Linked DNA regions of Homo sapiens: regions 2 and 3 are each linked to region 1. A link is an interaction called in ENCODE POLR2A ChIA-PET data of the cell type or tissue named here. Cell type or tissue: OCI-LY7. All regions are shown on one strand. Links, peaks and the distances in the headings refer to the core of each region. The heading gives the core; the rest is flanking DNA.

What was found. ChIA-PET counts read pairs that join two places held together with the same protein. Peaks named below come from ENCODE experiments on the same cell type or tissue, not always from the same donor. Only the 100,000 strongest peaks of a DNase experiment are listed, where the experiment ranks them.
Region 2: POLR2A ChIA-PET joins it to region 1 with 31 read pairs; 7 of 35 experiments call an interaction of 5 or more read pairs at or near these places.
Region 3: POLR2A ChIA-PET joins it to region 1 with 12 read pairs; 10 of 35 experiments call an interaction of 5 or more read pairs at or near these places.

What each region holds. Positions count from the first base shown.
Region 1 is chr6:136,714,881-136,721,204 of GRCh38, reverse strand. MAP3K5 (mitogen-activated protein kinase kinase kinase 5) reads left to right here. Exons shown (of 30, transcript NM_005923.4): 2 at 616-755. Among named protein-coding and RNA genes, the nearest start is that of MAP3K5-AS2, 66 kb to the left of the region's middle. In OCI-LY7, for the core only: no CTCF peak of the experiment used is centred there; DNase peaks (open chromatin) are centred at 1,084, 1,404, 3,734 and 4,584; H3K4me3 peaks cover 3,053 bases; H3K27ac peaks cover 4,361 bases.
Region 2 is chr6:136,641,394-136,647,717 of GRCh38, reverse strand. MAP3K5 (mitogen-activated protein kinase kinase kinase 5) reads left to right here. Exons shown (of 30, transcript NM_005923.4): 12 at 5,149-5,198. The region is part of intron 2 of MAP3K5-AS1 (MAP3K5 antisense RNA 1); the gene reads right to left. Among named protein-coding and RNA genes, the nearest start is that of MAP3K5-AS1, 15 kb to the right of the region's middle. In OCI-LY7, for the core only: a CTCF peak has its summit at 3,367 (motif pointing left); a DNase peak (open chromatin) is centred at 3,397.
Region 3 is chr6:136,770,419-136,776,742 of GRCh38, reverse strand. All of the region lies in intron 1 of MAP3K5 (mitogen-activated protein kinase kinase kinase 5), which reads left to right. Among named protein-coding and RNA genes, the nearest start is that of MAP3K5-AS2, 10 kb to the left of the region's middle. RefSeq lists a silencer at 3,398-3,692. In OCI-LY7, for the core only: no CTCF peak of the experiment used is centred there; a DNase peak (open chromatin) is centred at 3,892; H3K4me3 peaks cover 684 bases; H3K27ac peaks cover 578 bases.

The sequences.
Region 1 (6,324 bases), core at 731-5,730:
TAGTTAACGTGTTTTAATGTTGAAATTTATGAGAGAGCATTAGCCCCTGCTTCCCACCGTTGCAAATTCTCCTCGGTTTCCAGTAATCACATGATCTCCTTCTTCTTTAAAAAAAATGCAGGTTTGGGCCAGGCATGGTGGCTCACACCTGTAATCCCAGCATTTTGGAAAGCCGAGGCAGGAGGATTATTTGAGGCCGGGAGTTTGAGTTCAACCTGGGAAACATAGGAAGACCCTGTCTCTAAAAAAATTTTTTAATTAGCTGGGCGTGATGCCACATGCCTGTAGTCCCAGTTACTAGGGAGACTGAGGTGGGAGGATCATTTGAGCCTAGGAGTTCAAGGCTGCAGTCAGCCATGATCATGTCACTGTACTCCAGTCTGGGTGACAGAGCAAGACCTTGTCTCTTAAAAACAGAAAAAGGAGGTTTGTTACATTTTATAAAACCACTTCCAGGTAGAGCTGCAAATTCAAAATTCAGTGATAAATGAAGAGAGAAAATCCCTATCGTTTCCTTATTTCCTCTTTTGAATACTAAGATAATTCAAACCAAAATGTGCTGATTGGGCATTATTTGGGTGTCATTCTTTGGGGGACTTTGTTTTCTGTTTGCAGATATTGCGGTGGTGGAGATGAGCGATGCCTTCCGGCAGCCGTCCTTGTTTTACCACCTTGGGGTGAGAGAAAGTTTCAGCATGGCCAACAACATCATCCTCTACTGTGATACTAACTCGGACTCTCTGCAGTCACTGAAGGTACCTCCCTTGTTTACTGAATGTTTCATTTTAACATCAGCATTTCAGGGATACCGGTTTGTCATCCAAACATTTTAAGTAGCTTTTATTTGTGAAAGACTTTTATATGTTTGGTTAGTATGCATCAATTACTTGTCAAATTGGGAGGTTTATCGAGAATTCACTGTAGAAATTTGATGACACGAGTAGGAAAAAAGTTCACACTGAGTTCTGAGTTTCAGTCATGGTTGTAGCGGAGGAGACTGTGTTAATAGGAAGTCATTAGCGCCGACGTGGAGAAGGGAGATTGCATAAGGTATGGTCAAGCCTCCATGCTTTGTCACTTTTGGGAGCTTCATGGTGCCCACCAGTCTCCCAACTAAAAGTACACTTCCTACTTGAAAGTGCTCTGAGAAATTCTGAGTATACCCAAATAGTTGCCTTCCTCTTTCACTAGGGTATGATTTAAACTAAGATGGGAGAAAAGGAGGAGAAACTTACTATGTTTGTCTACAAAATTCAACCTGTCTCGATGTCATTCTCTCCAGTAATAGGAGCTTACTGCTATAAAGGCATTTCCTCCATCCAAAGAAGTTTGCCTAAAATGCTTTTTGCAAGGCCAAGTGATTTTACACTGTGTGATTCTTTGAAAAGCATCCCACAGTTCAGTGAATCGCATGCTGAGCTTGCCATCATCCATTTCCTTTGTGAAACTTCCAGCTAGCTTCATGTGGCTTTTTCTCAGCTCTGTCTTCCAGTTCCCAAATCTGAGCCAACCTTGGGACATTGAGCTCTAGAATCCTTAACCATATTACTAATGACTTAGCAATTGTTATATGAGTATCTCTAACCCATATTTCATGCAAAAAAGTCAGTAGTATTTTGCATTCTGAGTATTTAAAGCATGTGTGGCTTTCTTTGAGAAATCTGCAGAACTTCATTGAGCAAACATACCTACTACATGCCAGGCATTGTGCTGGTGATTGACAGGTATATCCCTTTCCAGAATACTCTGAAACAGTTCTAAGAGATTTGCCCCTACTTGTCCTAAGTCTGTTTTTTTATCCTAGAGCAATCCTTTACCTGGAGCAATCCTTAAGCCCCTCCTTAATTTTCCTCCAGATTTACCCCTTTAATTAGTACATCATAAAATGTTGTAACTCATTTTTAATTAGACATTTTGATTTGCTGCTATTTGCAACCCATATTAGCATTTGATGAAGGAATTATTTTATTTAGCTCTTTTCATTTTTCTTTGGGTTAAGTTTATGTATGTATGTATTTATTTATTTATTTAGACAGGATCTCGCTCTCTCACCCAGGCTGGAATGCAGTGTCGTGATCACAGCTCACTGCAGCCATGACCTCCTGCGTTCAAGTGATCCTCCCTCCTCAGCCTCCTGAGTAGCTGGGACTACAGATGCATGCTACCTCACCCAGCTAATTTTTCTCTTTTTTGTAGAGATGGGGTTTTGCCATGTTGCCCAGGCTGGTCTTGAACTCCTGGGTTCAAGCGATTCTCCCACCTTGGCCTCCCAAAGGGTTGGGATTATAGGTGTGAGCTGCCACACCTAGATCACCTAGATAGATTAAGTTTATTTAAGCAGGCCCTATTATGTTGGAGATTTTTTACTTTCTACATTTTTTTGCTCTTGCTCCTGCTAGTATCTGGTGGTTTAATTTTGTGCCCATTCTTTCCTAGGGAAGTATTTTTAAATGAAGCAAACTTACATTTGAGAGAAAGAGATAAAGCTAATCTTACCACACATATGTCCGGGACAAATAAACTGGCTTATTGTTTTAAGCTAGCCTTTGTCTAGGAGTGTTATTGGCATTTGATTGAAGTAGTTCCTTAAAAAGGCTAATGATGTCTAAACTGTGCTCATTTATCTTGTACATATTATCTGCTTCTTATTGAGTATTCACTATGTGCTAGGTACCAAGTGCTTTATCTGCATACATTTTCAAATTCTTAAAGGAGAGGCTGGGTGTGGTAATCCCAGCACTTTGCGGAGCTGAGGCAGTTGGATCACTTGAGGCCAGGAGTTCAAGACCAGCCTGGCCAACGTGGTGAAACCTTGTCTCTACTAAATACAAAAATTAGCCAGGTGTGGCAGCACATGCCTGTAATCCCAGCTACTTGGGAGGCATGAGAATCTCTTGAACCCAGGAGGCAGAGGTTGCAGTAAGCTGAGATCACACCACTGCACTCCAGCCTGGGCGACACAGCAAGACCCTGTCTCAAAAAAATCACAAAACAAAGAATAATAATAATAATAATTCTTAAAAGAGCTCTGTAAGATGTATTTTCTATTAGCATTTTTTTAGTATCACAAACCGAAGCTCAAAGAAATTCAATCATTTGCCTAAGGTGATATAGCTAGGAAAATTTGGGATTACGACTGCCTGACTCCAAAGCCTGTTGCCCTTGACTGCTAAGCATTATTGTTAGTTACTTCTAGTTAAAATTATATCATATATTCCTGCTGAGTGTGTTCATTTAGAAAAGCCTATCAGCTATGCCTCCTGAGTTTTCCTAGGTAACATCCTTCTTTTTTTCTTTTCCCTTCTCCTTTCTATTAACTTAAACTTTTGCTGTTTTCTTATTTAGACTATTCCTAGCCTGGTAGGTCATGTGTCTGGTTGCAGAGGACAGAAATATCTGGGATAGGAAGCATATTTGGCAGTCTAGCAATTTCCTCTGAGTCCTGAAAGTTCCTCAGGTCCTATGCTACCGAAAAGAGTTGGTGTGTGTGTGTATTTTTAGTTTTATTCATTTCTGGTCAATTAGTTAAAGATGTAACCCTTATTCCTGCCATTGACCAACAGATAGGAAAACTGCCATGAAAGAAGCAGAACAAGAGATATTTAAAATAATATATCATGTAAGGATTAGCCAAGTGAAATAAAAACAAAGCATTTCTCTGTTTTCACAGGGCAAAGACAGTTTTAGAATGCTATTCTTGTCATATGTTTAGTTTCACTTAGGTTGATTCTTTGGCCATCTAGAAAGTACAGCTGCACAAGTTTTATTTTAATCTGCTGCTCTTTGTTGAAGACTGCAGTTTCTCTTTGGTGGCAAATTCTCAGGAAGAAATCGTAGAAAAAAATTTTTTTTTGTTTTAATTTAAGCTCCTGGAAAAGTAATGGGAGCTATGAAAGTACTTTAAAAATCTATGTCTGAAGTATCATTTGAAAGGATATTTAGAATCTAGTCATAGCATTTAATTGTAATAAGATTTATATCCATTGTTTTAAATCACAAGTACTATTTTGTTGTACTAAGAATGAAAAATTTTAGTATTTTTTTCAAGAGAAGATGATCATTACACTTTGAGAGAAGGAAGTTGATTTTTTCTTTTTTTTTTTGCTTTTTTAGTGCAATGGAGCAATCTCAGCTCACTGCAACCTCCGCCTCCAGAGTAGCTGGGATTATAGGCACGTGCCACCATGCCTGGCTAATTTTTATATTTTTAGTAGAGATGGGGTTTCACCATGTTGGCCAGGCTGGTCTTGAACTCCTGACCTCAAGTAATCTGCCCACCTCGGCCCCCCAAAGTGCTGGGATCACAGGCGTGAGCCACTGTGCCTGGCCAATTCTTTTTATTTTCTTTAGCATTGTAACAACACTTTTATTTTTTACAATTTTCTTTAAGTCTCATGAGAATTTCTCTCGTGCCTACTAATGTTTATTGAGAGAATATCTGTGCCAATATTTACATTGGTTTAAAATAAGAAATGCTAGTAACAATTATTTTCTGATTTATTTCATGCATTATGAAATGATCATACTTCCACTTGGGGTCTCTCAGTAAGTGGTGAGTAAGTCTGGACACTCCTGGTCAATGAGCTGTGGTGCAGATGCATTAAACACCTCTGATGACTTAGGAGAAATGAACCTGTTTTGTGTAGAGTGAGGAAGTTGTTTTAATGAACCATCTCTTATCACTAGAAATTCCTTTATAACACCAGCTCTCAGCTTATCTTCTTGTGATCCTTTCCTCCACTCCCTTCCTCAGCTCCTCTATGTTCTGGGCCACTCCCCACTCACTTTAAACAATGCTACTTTTAAAGGAAGCAAAACAACAGGATGAAACATGACTGCACGTGCCAGATAGTTGAGAATTAAAAGCTCTTATACTACAGATGGCCAGATTGTGGAGAGTGGGAAACCTACACACTGCTGGTGGGAGAGATACTACCTTCTGAAGCGCAATTTGGGAATATTTAATAATATCAAATGAGCATATCACCAAGACTTAGTCATTCCAACCCTAAATGTATACTGTAAAAAAAGTCTCTTGCATGCATAAGGAGATATAATCAAGAATGTTTATGTTAACATGTTTATAATAGCTCCTCCTCCCAAGGAAATGGAGAATTAATAGATACCTTCAGCTGTAATTTTTTTTTTTTTTTTTTTTTTTTTTTTTTTTTTTTTTTGAGACGATCTTGCTTTGTCACCCGGGCTGGAGTGCAGTGGTGCTATCCCGGCTCACTGCAACCTCCACCTCCTGGGTTCAAGCAATTCTCCTGTCTCAGCCTCCCTAGTAGCTGGGATTACAGGCTCCCGCCACCACGCCCAGCTGATTTTTGTATTTTAGTAGAGACGGGGTTTCGCCATGTTGGCCAGGCTGATATCAAACTCCTGATCTCAAGCAATCCGCCCCCGTTGGCCTCCCAAAGTGCTGGGATTACAGGTGTGAACCACCATGCCCAGCCAGCTATAATCATTTAATGGAATATTATAGAGCACTTAAAACAAATCAGTTAGTGCTTCAGACGTCAATATCAATATATCTCAAAACAACAGTGTTGGGGTAAAAAAATTACTTGTGTACAGTATCATACCATCTATATAAAATATTGTCAGTGCAAGAGGATGCTTTTATACACACTTGTGTTATAAAAGGATAGACATGTGCATGGAATTATAAACAACATTCAGAATAGTTACCTCTTAGGGGATAGGAATGGAATAAAATTGGGAAGGGAAGATGAGAGTCTTCAACTGTATCTGTAATGTTATAGTTCTAAATCTAGGTGGTAGATTATGAGTGCTAATTTTTGTACTTTTTATATACTTGAAATATTTAATAATTAACCTTTTTTAAAAAAGGAAAAGGTTGCTATATTCTTTTATTTTTTGTATCCACCAGGATAACGTATATGCATTTTGGACACTGGAATCCCAAAATATTTTTAGTGTCTTTTTTCTATGTTCTGGCTGTGGTTAGAAAGCTTCAGATATTTGGATATTTCCCTTTCTGCACTCAAACAGACTTTGTTCTCATTTTATCCATTATAGAAGTAATGTTTCTTGATAGGTTGGTAGGCACATCAGTTAGTGGTGATGCAGTTTGTGTTGAAACGTAATGATTATGTTAGATTATTTCTTGTTCAAAAAATTTAGTTGTATTTTTATCTTTAACCATTGGCTGAAAAGTTACTTTATGGATGGGATTTTCATTAATAGACTATTCTCTGTGGCAACCTGTCTACACGCTTACTCCTTCACTATCTCACTGTATACAGAACACACATATGTGATGCTTGAAACCCTTACTCTGCCTCAGTGCATCTATTATTT
Region 2 (6,324 bases), core at 526-5,525, 73 kb after region 1:
AATTCCAACCAAGGCACCAAAGTGAAAGCAAGCATGGGACGTTCAGGGGCCGGCAGAGTCTGACTCATTCTACAAGGGGAAACGTGTTGAGGGAGGTGGGAGATATGATTGGTTGGGCAGGATGACATAAAACTCTAGAGTGCTATGTAAGCTAGGAAGAAGAATTTTAAACATGTGTCGGTAGGAAACAGGATGTCACTGACGTTTCTGAAAATCTGAGAGCTGGCAGGAAGGCAGAACAGAATGTGAATTATGAACCCAGGGTCAGCATCAAAGTGCATAGGTGTGAAGGTTGATGTTAGCTCTTGCATGCTTCGTGGCCTAGGCATGCGCTTCAACTCCTCATGCTTTAGTTGCCATGTATGTAAAATGAGAATAACAGTACCTCATAGAATTGTTGTGAAGATTAAGTGAGAGGATGAATGGAAATCATTTAGCACAGTGCTAAGTGGCTTGGAACAAGTGCTCCATAATGGTTGCTAGTGTAGCTATAAGACTGATCTGGTCTTGACATTTGATTTCTGAAGTCTGAGGCTCTGGAGGGTCACAGAGAAGACTGTTAGAGGAACTAGCTAGATATGAGGCAGGTAGAGATCCTAGAGTGGAATAATACAATTGTGACTGCAAAGGGACAGATGATTTGATTTGGAAAGAAAAGTATACAACTTAATCACAAATTAGGAAGAAGGATTAAAAAGAGGGAGTAAGTGTAAGGTGACTCAAGTTTTGATTGCATTGATAAAGGTGGTAGGATTTTTAGAAGGAAAACCTGAGTTGTAGAGGAATCATGAGGAATTTCATTTTGGACGTGTTTAGTTGAAACTAATGGCAAGACTCCAAGTGGAATCATCCAGTGGCAAAATTGGGAATAATCAATATAACTGTCTATATACATGTTAGTGATATTGCTTTAAAGTGCAGTGCAATATTTATATTGTTTTGCATGTATGCAAGTATACACATACATGTTCTCACAAGCTGAGATACACTAATCATCCAGTGGAAACTACAAAAACTAAGAACAGTTAGGAGACATGAACATTATGGAGACGAGAGCAGGACTGGAGGAGGAGATTTTCAAAGGCTTGATTGAAAAGAGCAAGGTTATCCAAGGACACTTGGAAACAGAGTGAGGCTAGAGGAATTAGCGATTAGCAAGGCCTAGAGAATGAGTAGAGAGCCAGAAGAATTTGGAAGACAGAAAAAGAACAGAAAGTAAGCCAGAGATTTTTGGAAAATGAGTACTATTTCCAGCAATTTGTTATTGTTTTCTCCTTCCTGGAGGTTCTTTGCTCAGTAAAGTGAGCCTCGTTTTCATTCTCTTATGTTTTGTGACAATCATAGAGACAATTTTTATATTATGCTAAGAAATATTAGGATATATATTAGGATATAAACAAGTGCATTAAATAGGGTTACAAATTTAAGTTATGTACTGTCCATTTTCCATTTTCACCATCTTTTGATCAGGAGGAATTTTATTTATGTTGTCCTTATTTCCTATAACTTTTAGTGCTAAAAAATTCTCCTTGTTCAAAAATTGAAGCTTTCTTGTATCAGTTTCCATTCTGAATTTATGTCAATTTCTTTGCAAACCCTGATTCTATCCATAGTGTATTCATTATCACTACCATTTTCTCAATTTTTTAAAATAAAAGTGGTAAAATTGGAAGGAGGACAAGCAATAAAAACAAAAAAACTTTATTATTACCATGTTACTTTAAAACAACTATAAATAACAGAGAAGCAACCAGTTTAATAGGTCTTATGTTAAACTAAAAATGGGTTGTTTTTATCACAGAATGTTTAAAAATTTTTCCTAAAATTAGAATAGAGAATGTAGCTTTTCATTTATCATGTTTATTTCTTTAGTCACTCCTCTCACTATTTTTATTCTAACATATGGAATAAATAGCTCTGTGAGCTAGTATATACTTTATACTGCAACTTTCAAAACTTGAAGCACATTATATACCAATTCCCAAGGACTCTTAGAGAGAGCTACTCTACATTCAGGGGTAAAATTAATTGAAATCCCGATCTTTTAACAGTTCTCTATTTGTTGAATGAATGGTTGCTGCTGAAAAGTAAGTTAGTCCTTGAAGAAAGTCTGCATGTGTACAATGAAAGAAAAACTTAAGATTGAGGAAGAGAGAAGTTATTTGCAGGGCGTTTTAAATGGTTATTTAGAATTTCCCCCCCTTTTGGGGGTTGAAGTTTGGGCACCCTTGGCCTACCTCACGGATTATCAAGCAAAGGCAGGGGCCTAGTGGAGGACTAAGTGCTGACTCTCCTCCCTCACTTCAGCTCCAGCCAGTGGCCACTCACAGAAGGCCCAGGAAATTTATGAGGGAAACATGCTTACCCCTGATTCTAGATTAAGATGATTTGATGCTGTCATCCACCAAGGATGCTTTCTGCTACAAACTCCCTGCCAAAAGCAGCTTAAATAAAGAAATGGTATTTCATATTACAAGAAATTACAGGCCGAGCATGGTGACTCACACCTGTAATCCCAGCAATTTGGGAGGCCAGAGCAGGAGGATTGCTTGAGGCCAGGAGTTCAAGACCAGCCTGAGCAATGTAGCAAGACCCCCGTCTCTACAAAAAAATTTAAAAAAATTAACCAGGTTTGGTGATATGTGCCTGTAGTCCCAGCTGCTTGGGAGGCTGAGGCGGGAGGATTGCTTGAGCCTAGGAGATCCAGGCTGTAGTGAGCTATGATTACCCCACTACACTCCAGCCTGGATGGAAAAAAATAAATTTTGAGGTGGGGTGATTCTGAGGGTAGTTTCAGCATCAGGATTCTGAATTCTGGCTTCTCTGCGTACTCTTGGTGTTAGTCTCATGTTCTTAAGTAGCTAGCTATTCCAAGAAGCACCTCACACAGGCGGCATCCCGGGGAGGAGGGCCAAGCCCTCTCCTTTATACCATAAGTTGTATCACATGACCATGCTTACACCCATCCCCAGCAAGGCAAATGGACTTACCGTGGCCAATTTAGACTAATCAGTTTCACCATTCATAAACATTGCCACCTGAACCTGGGCAAAATTTATTTTTTTGTCAGCAGAGGAGAAGGATGGAATGACAGTTGCTGAGGGAGCTGACAGTGCCTACTACAGTATAACTCCTGCCACCTTCAGTCAATACAGTATTAACTTCCAGCTCCTATTCTAGCCCTAACTGGGGCCTGGGATCTGAGGCTAACCCGTTCCTAGAAAATGGTGCTTGTGCTGATTAAATTAGGTTGAGTGTTGGTTTGAGGCCTGTTGGGGCTAATTATAGCTAGCGCTGCGTTTGGCCTTGCTGTTTTCCCTGATTCCCAGACAGATCCCAGGAGCCTTTAAACTACCTGTTGGCTTTACAGCTCATCAGCGCCTCCTTGTGGTGTGTCCTACAGGTAGGTGGGGAGGGAGGCCTCCTTCCACCTTCCATCTCAGGGCTTGGGCTTTATTTACATCACTGAAATGGAACGTTCCCTGGCAGCACTGGCAACCTTTCAGGAACCAAGCATTCTGGAAATGCTCCCCTCCTTTCCTACAAAACCAGTCCACAATTTTTACTTAGCTGTTCCCAGAAAAGGACTGATAGAAGATGGGTTTTACCAGTGCTGTCTTGTTAGTATTTGCCAGTTGCTGTGTTCAGGGGTGGGTTTGCATACTGCCTCAGCTCTGCACTTGCCTCCCACCTCCTGCTCCTGGACATGGTCTTGGAAAGCAGCTCAGCTGCAGGCTCTGAGGATAAGGCTGCATTGTATGCAAGTAGTGTACAGGTAACAGCTGCAGCTCCTGGGTCATATATATATATATATATTTAGAAGTTCACCTGAGGCCAACAGGATTTAGAAGCAACTTTCCAAATTACCAGCTGAGGCTGCAGTCTGCTATTTTAATTTCACTCCCTCTGTACTCTGGTTAAGACAGCCACCACATACCTTTTTATGGTATCTTCCCTCCTGGACTTCATGCAACAAAATTTGCTCTGCGTTCATTCAGATCACATCCCCATGACCTGACTGACATGCACTGAAACTAGCTTTTTAGTAAATTCACATCTGACTTGAGAGGATCTATTTTTACTTTAAGTTGCATGGACCTAGCAAAGAATTATGGGCTGTAGATATAAATTGTCGCTTTTGAGTTGCTTTAGCCAAAAGGAGGGTTCTAGGCCACCTCAGAGCCACAAGGCTTTGTCACCCATTTTATTAGCCCAGGCAAGACCTCAGCCTCCTGGCAGTGGGTGGGTAAGAACTCCTTTTCATGGTTGTTTTAACTTTACAGAATTGAATGTCAGTGTCAGTTTATTGCCGTACTGTACTTGCTCAACTTAGACACATGGATAAACTACTTTGTTTCTGTAAAAATATTTATGCTATTTTATACTGTTGACATATTTTTAAAGGGATTATGATCCATTTTGTTATTTATTTTAGGGACATATGAATTTGATAATAATTTTATCTTAGCTTTAGTGATAAACTCAAGAAATAAATTCCCACATTTTTCTTTACCTTGGCTCTGCAAATCACCCATGTTTATAGTATGACAATCAAATTTTTGATGTTCATACTTTATTAGCATATGGAATTTTGCATAAATTAGGTAGCAATACCTTGTAGTTATGATGGGCACTGTACACATGTGTGTTCACATACATTCTTGTTCTACTAGTTTCTAAAGAAATAGAACCGCCTATTTAGTTGGAAATCTTAACTAAAGATAATTCAGAAATAGTTATCTTTAAAACCTTGCCGAGATGTTATTCAAATTAATGTTTATCTTTCTCGGAAAAGAAGTATTTCTCAACTGTAATAATAGAATTACCTTGATCATTGACTTTTTTTACTTAAAAATTAACACACAACAGTTATTACTAGATATCAAGTTTTAGAATTTAATGAGACTAATTCTCCTAGGCTCTTTTGGAAGCTGTTTTATTGAAGTACAGGAATTATTAAGTAGAGTAATCATTACCCTTGGGACTTGAGAATGAATTGTGCTTTCCATCCAGATAATTCTTTCATGAAAAATAGTGTACCAGGAAAAATGGCTGTGTATATCACTTTAAAAATAATTAAACAAAATTATTGTTGTTATGTTATTTTCCATTTGGATGACTCAGTATATTTTCTTGTTGTTGTTCTAGAAAGGTATACATGAGTGGAATTTTAGTGCCTCTTCTGTCAGGGGAGTGAGGTAAGTTTCCTTGGTACATTTTGTTAACTTATAAGACATTTTTCTCCACTATTCATGGGCTGGATAGAACTTCTAATCATGATTTTAAAATACAAGGAATGTCAAGAATCATTCAATTGGTGGAAATGCCCAGCCTTCTTCAGTGTCACTATCTCCTTTAGGAAGAGATTTGCAACAAAATGTTCACTGCTGGTTGAACTGATTCTGTGCTCCTGACCTACTTAAAATGTAACTGTGGGGTCAATGTGAACTATGGACCAGAATCAAAATGTAGATTACACTCAGCCATGTGGAGGTCCTCTTTAGCTGAGCTGTTGGTTTATGTAATAGGATGATTTCTGTCCTTTTGGTATACAAGGAACTCAGCTCCCTTTGTGTGGATACAAAGCACACATGCCGTCTACTACACTGTGTCCTGCCACTAATTTTATTTTATTTTATTTTATTTTATTTTATTTTATTTTATTTTATTTTATTTTATTTTATTTTTATTTTATTTTATTTATTTTATTTTATTTTATTTTATTTTGTGAGACAGAGTTTTGCTGTTTTCGCCCAGGCTGGAGTGCAGTGGCATGATCTCAGTTCACTGCAACCTCCGCCTCCCAGGTCCAAAATGTTCTCCTGCCTCAGCCTCCCAAGTAGCTGGGATTACGGGCGCATGTCACCATGCCCAGCTAATTTTTGTAATTTTAGTAGAGACAGGGTTTCACCGTGTTGGCCGGGCTGGTCTGAAACTCCTGACCTCAGTGATCCGCCCGTGTAGGGCTTCCAAAATGCTGGGATTACAGGTGTGAGCCACTCCGCCCGGCCCCTGTCACTAACACTAATGACTTCAGATGATAAGGAGTCCATTAAAAAAAAAAAAAACCTTCTGTAAGGTCACTTTCCTGCATTGATCTTGAGATTACAGTGGTGAACTTCAGTTTGGTTCAGTTCTGACTGCTGTCACAATGCCAGTAGCTTAGAAAATGCCATTTCTTGGGATTTAGAAATAATATATATATATTTTTTTAAGAATCAAGAGTCAGTGGTTAAGTCTTTAAATAATTGTTCTATTGAAGCTCATGCTAAATCAACTCTTGCAGATTTCAAACCAAATTAGATGTGCTAACTACTGTTTACC
Region 3 (6,324 bases), core at 857-5,856, 55 kb before region 1:
CGTTCAGCATATATTCAAATAAAGGGCAACAGAGGGCAGGCAAAAGGGAGACAACTCCAAGCTAAAGAATTTGTCGGTGTTGGAGGTTTGAGCTTAAGTAACCTTCCAGGAGTATTACGGTTAAATTTATAACATCCTCACCTGTGGCTCATTTGGTGCCCATTTGTGAAATCTTTAAGAAGATTAAACCTTAATAGCAGCCAGGTGCAGTGGCTCATGCCTATAATCCCAGCACTTTGGGAGGCAGAAGCTGGTGGATCGCTTGAGCACAAGAGTTCAAGACTAGAATGGGCAACGTGGTGAGACCTCTTCTTTACAAAAAATATAAAAATTTGCTGGTTGTGGTGGTACACACCTGTAGTCCCAGCTACTCAGGAGGCTGAGGTGGGAGGATCACTTTGAGCCAGAGAGGCAGAGGCTGCAGTGAGCCATAATTGCGCCACTGCACTCCAGCCTGGGTGACAGCAATGTCCTGTCTCAAAAATAAATAAATAAATAAAAAATAAAAGACAACCCCAAAACCATAATAGCATACAAGTGACACTCTTCTACTTTAGACGAATCGTGTATACACTTGGAACTAAAATTAAGATATTGATGTATCTCCTTGGTTTACCTGAAGAGACATTTTCACTGCTGGGTGAAATATACATAAGTAATGAGAAAGTACAGCCTCACAATTTCCAAGCTTCATAGAACTCAGGACTCTCCACTTAGTGTAGGTTTTATTAACGAAATAGGTTTTTATCATGTTAAATAATGAACACTCTTCTTGATGGATAATCTCTTGATTATTCAGGATTGGATCTTCTTATCATTACCTGTTTGCAGGCAAGTTAACTTCTAATTTGAAGTAGCCCAAGAAGGGCCAGATCTCATCTTCAAGTGATCCCAGAAGGGAATGCATTGTACACACAAAAGCTGTTGCCACCGTGTTGTGACATCGCTTGAGAATTTTCAAGCAAAATTGCACTGTGGTATTTGTATATTGCCATGCCTTAGTTTTCCCAGGCCACAACTATTTAATAGGCTTGTATGTTCCTCTAAAAACATCATTAGACACATTGGACTAAGTTTGCAGGAGTGGATGTATGAAGCAATCATGATTTTTCTGTTTTCACACTGTATGTTCTTTGGGTTATTCTCCATGGTTTATTATCAGGGGAGTTAGGTGCATGTTACCCAAAGAGTTCTGTGCCAGAGGATATGCCACATTTAATATGAGGAGGTTTTCTGAGAGCATAGAAGAAGAAAAAGGCTATGACAGGAGAATTCGAGACTCTCATCTGCTTTCAGTTTTCAGTTACCTGGTCTACGTGCCGAAAGCCTAATTTGAGACCTGGACTAGGTTACAAGCTTCTAATGACTTAATATTTAGTCTATGAGAATTATTTTTTCAAGACTTGTCATTGTCCCATTTAGCCACAGCAAAAAGTATTACCCAACTTTTGAGCCATAATCTATACCTAATATGTGGTCACCAGGTAAATTTCTTCCTGAATCCAGCACATTGCCTAGTTGCTTATAAGCTTGACCTTAGCATTCTTTTTCTTTTAAGGTATGAATAATCTTGGAACTATTTATCCTTCTATTTTTATTCTCTAAGATCTGAATTTTTTTTTAATTCATATTTCTGTTAGCAGCCCTATCTATTCCCTCTTGAAATGACCTCTGAAGGCTGTTAAATAAATTTTGATTTGCTTTAAGGATTCAGTATTCAAATCATGCTTGATTCTTTGGGAGATATAAAGAAAGCTGTTGCTCCATAGGTCTTGCATCATACGTGATATGACTAAGAAGGAACAACTGAAAAAGTCAAGTCCAATTTACACAATAATGAAAAACCTTTTGTTAGAAACATCTGACAAACAAGGAGCAGTTTCTGGTTTTTTAAAGAATCATTAGAATATAGTTCCATGTCTCTTTTTCTGTCTTGTTAACCCTGCACCTCTAGTACCTAATGGAGTGCTTGGCACTTGATACAGATTGATTGATTGAATGAATATCACACTTTCCCCCCAGTGGTGTTTTAGTTATTGGTTTTGATGTCTGCTTTTTCTGCTTAAGTGTGAGTTAATGACAAAGATCACATTTTATGGTTCTTGACATGCCCCAGGTCTTCTGTATCAGTGTGTGACCTGTAGATGACACTTAATGATGTTTGTAGAATACAATTCAATGATGTCATCCCTTTCCTGGAGCGGCTCACAGTCTGGTAAGGGAGACCAGCCTATGAACGTATTATATATATTGTGCTAATTGTTTGTTGTTGTTGTTTTTTAAAAAATTTGAGACTGAGTCACTCTGTCACCCAGGCTGGAGTGCAGTGGTGCGATCACAGCTCACTGCAGCCGTAACCTCCTTGGGCTCAGGCGATCCTCCCACTTCAGCCTTCTGAGTAGCTGGGATCACAGGTGTGTGCCACCATGCTGGCTAATTTTTTAATTCTTTTTTTGTAGAGATGGGGTTTTGCCATGTTGCCTAGGCTGGTGCTAATTGTTATACTAGAGGTTTATGTAAGGTTCTTTGAGAGCACAAATCATGGAGGATTCTTCAGGAGGAGAAGGAAGTGTGGAGGAGGTTGGCTAAGACATTGGACAGGAGGTGACATTTGAACTGGGTTTTGAAGGATAATGATGAAAGCTAACATTTATTGAGCACTTAACATGTGCCAGGCATTTTATAATAAATCATGGAAAAAATGAGTCTCTCCATAAGGAAGGGGTAGGATAAAGAGAAGGCCTATGATAGAACTAAGGAAACACTGGCATTTAAAGATGGACGGCGGGGCATGGTGACTCATGCCTGTAATGTAATCCCAGCACTTTGGGAGGCTGAGGCAGGCAGATCACCTGATGTTTGAGACCAGGTGTTTGAGACCAGCCTGGCCAACGTGGAGAAACCCCATCTTTACTAAAAATAGAAAAATTAGCTGGGTGTGGTGGCACCCGCCTGTGGTCCCAGTTACTTGGGAGGCTTAGGCATGAGAATCACTTGAACCCAGGAGGCAGAGGCTGCAGTGAGCTGAGATCGTACCACTGCACTCCAGCCTGGGTGAAACAGCCAGACTCTGTCTCAGAAAACAACCAACGAACCAACCAACAACAACAACAACAAAAAATGGGCAAAGGAAGGCATCATCTAGTGAGAAAGGGAAGATGGTAAGATGGCACAACAGATGAGAGAAAGTTCAGAGAGGGAGAGAGAGAAGGGATTAGCTCTAAAAGCAATGCAAAGAGGGCTTGTCCGAAGGTCAGTGAAGTTGAATGTTTCAGAGAAATAACTGGACTTGGAGATCAGAAAACCCCTGATAACTTTGCCAGAGCAGTTTCAGGAAAGCAGGTGGTGGTAGATGTCAGGTACGGTGACTTGACTGATTTCTGGAGAACAACAGAAGGCATGTAACAGGGAGTGTTATTTAAAGAAATGTGTTCACGAGGAAAGCAGAGAGAAGGCAGTCTCTGGAAGCGGTGCAGGCTACTCCCAAGGTAAGGCACGTGGCCTGGCTGCTGGTATTCATGCCTCAGATGGGATGAGGTCAGTAGGCCTTTGTGGGCTCAGGTGTTATTTAACAGGGTTTCCATGGGAATGTGGAAGGCAAATTCCCAACCACTTTCTTATGAGAATAACTTCTGGAGCATGACCCTTTGTAAATGTACTTGTTTTCTTGCTAATTTTAATTGACTGAAAATAGAGTTGTTTTTCCTTCCGAGAATCTCTTAACTTAGAGAAATTTGAATTCACACTGATACAGCTTAAGTTGAGAATTCTTGACTGGCTTGAACCCAATTTACAGAGGTGTAGGACTTCTTCAGGAAGGGAAAGTGCCCATCTCTCAGGCCAGTTAAGTCTTCCATGCATCTGTCCCCAATGGCCAGATTTCACAGGCTTTTGAAAGCTCAAGAATAGGAACTGGAACCTGAAACGCCTTTCTTGTTTTCTCAACCACTTGAAACACTTAATTGCTCATAATGCTGGCTGCATAACAGTGAACATGATTCATTTTTAAAAATGAGATTTATTTTGCTCAGTTTGCCACCTTACTTTGTAAACTTACAGTGGAAACAGTTAACATTTTTTCAAAACTCGGCTTGATTTTTAGGTTTTCTTCATCTTAAGCTTCCTAACCCCTCCTCAGTGGAGGGCTGCTGTCAGTAGATTACTGAAGTAAACCCTGGATTAACCTGCATTGTCTCACTACTGTATGTGCATTCATTCATTTTCATTGTCTGTTCATTCATTTCAAAAAGAAGCCCCCCGCCACTGCCCCCAACCATCCTTTTCTGAATTATTTTACTGCACATCTTGGAATGAACTCCCTTCTGCCTTATCTGTATACAGAGAGGTGCACAGTATTGACTGCTGTTTCTGATGATATCTTCTACAGGGTCTTCTGTGCCATGCTTACCACAGTAGGGTAGGAAGGAACACATTTGCATAGAAACATTTCATATACTTAATATGCTAGAGAATTACTTTACTAGGGACTAAGGTCTCCCCCCCCCTCAAAATAATGGGAGACCACAGGCTGGGTGTGGTGGCTCACGCCTGTAATCCCAGGACTTTGGGAGGCCGAGGGGCGCAGATCACCTGAGGTTGGGAGTTCGAGACCAGCCTGGCCAACATGGTAAACCCCCCCCCCCCATTTCTACTAAAAAATACAAAAATTAATTGGGCGTGGTGGCACACGCCTGTAGTCCCAGCTAGTTGGGAGGCTGAGGCAGGAGAATCGCTTGAACCTGGGAAGCAGAGGTTGCAGTGAGCCACTGCACTCCAGCCTGAGTGATGGAGCAAGACTGTGTCTCAAAAAATAAAAAAAAAATAAAAAGGGAGACCATTATAAAGCCAAATATTTTGAAAACCTATTTTGAAAATCAGCTCTCAGGTTGGAAACATGGATTTTCAAAAAAGAACATATTTTAAAATATCGGGTTGTTGAGATAGAGCTGCTGCAGGGTAGGCGAGACCCAAAGTGGAGCTTAGCCCATGAGGGTTCTTGGCTTTGCCCAGGAAAGAATTCAAGGGCAAGCCAGAGGTAGAAGAAAACAGCTTTATTGAAGAGGCAGTGTTACAGCTCTGTGACTGCTTCTTCAGAGCACGCCTACCCAGTAGGCAGAGAGTAGTAGCTCAGGGCAGCTTTGCAGTCATATTTATACCTACTTTTAATTGCATGCAGATTAAGGGGTTGTTTTTGCAGAAATTTCTCAGGAAAGGGTAGTAACTTTTGGGTCACTAGGTCATTGCCATGGAAAGGGGTGGTAACTCCCTGGTATTGCTATGGCAACAGTAAATTGACATGGCACACTGGTGGGCATGTCATTTTGTTGTTGACAGCTGCTTCTGCTCTGGCTTTGTTTTAGCTAGTCCTCAATCTGGTCCGGTGTCCAAGCCCCACCTCTGGAGTCAAGTCCTGACTTCTACCTCAGTACAGAGTGCTTTTTGATGACAGCAATAATAATGATAATAATAATAATGAGATTAGTGTAGTAAGTTGTCTGTTTGCAGTAGGGGGAAATCAGCTAGGTTTCATTCCTTTGGTTCATGTGAAATGAAGAAAATGCCTTTTTGAGTATCGGATGACTCCCTAATTCATATTTGTAGCCCAGACCTCAGAGCTGTAGGTTAAGCATCTGCTCTACTCTCCATACCTGCTGGCTGGCCCACAGGAGCCTCAAACGTACTTTCATACAGAAATTGGTTTCCATGTCTAGTTCCTAACATCACATTAAATGACATCTAGTGTTTAAAACCAGAAATGTGCTTTAGATTCCTTTAATATAATAAGGAGTTGTATACATATTAAGAATATTATCCCTTTGTTTTTAAAAATTTATTATATTTTTCCTCAGTTTTATGTTTATGATAATTTTTGTGTGAATTCCTGACAGATTTTTTAATTAGTCAAAATTATCCCTTTTAAGTGCAGATTCTTGCTTCATACATATATCCGAGAAGTATTCATTTGTGTTTTATTTCATTATTTTGAGAGACAAAGTCTTGCTGTGTTGCCCAGGCTGGAGTACAGTGGTGCCTTCATAGCTCACTGCGGCCTCGAATTTCTGGGCTCAGGCAATCCTTCTGCCTCAACCTTCCAAAGTACTGGGATTACAGGCGTGAGCCACTGCATCTGGCCTATATTTTATTCTATAAAGTTTAATATATTTTATTTTTACACTTGACTCTTACCTCCATTTTGAATTTATTTTGTTGTATGATATAGGAAAAGTAATACGTCTGTATTGAAATGTACTATGATTGATGAGAAGAAACAATTTTTGGGCTAAGTGAAATTTATAAACTTAACATTTCTTTAAATAACACATA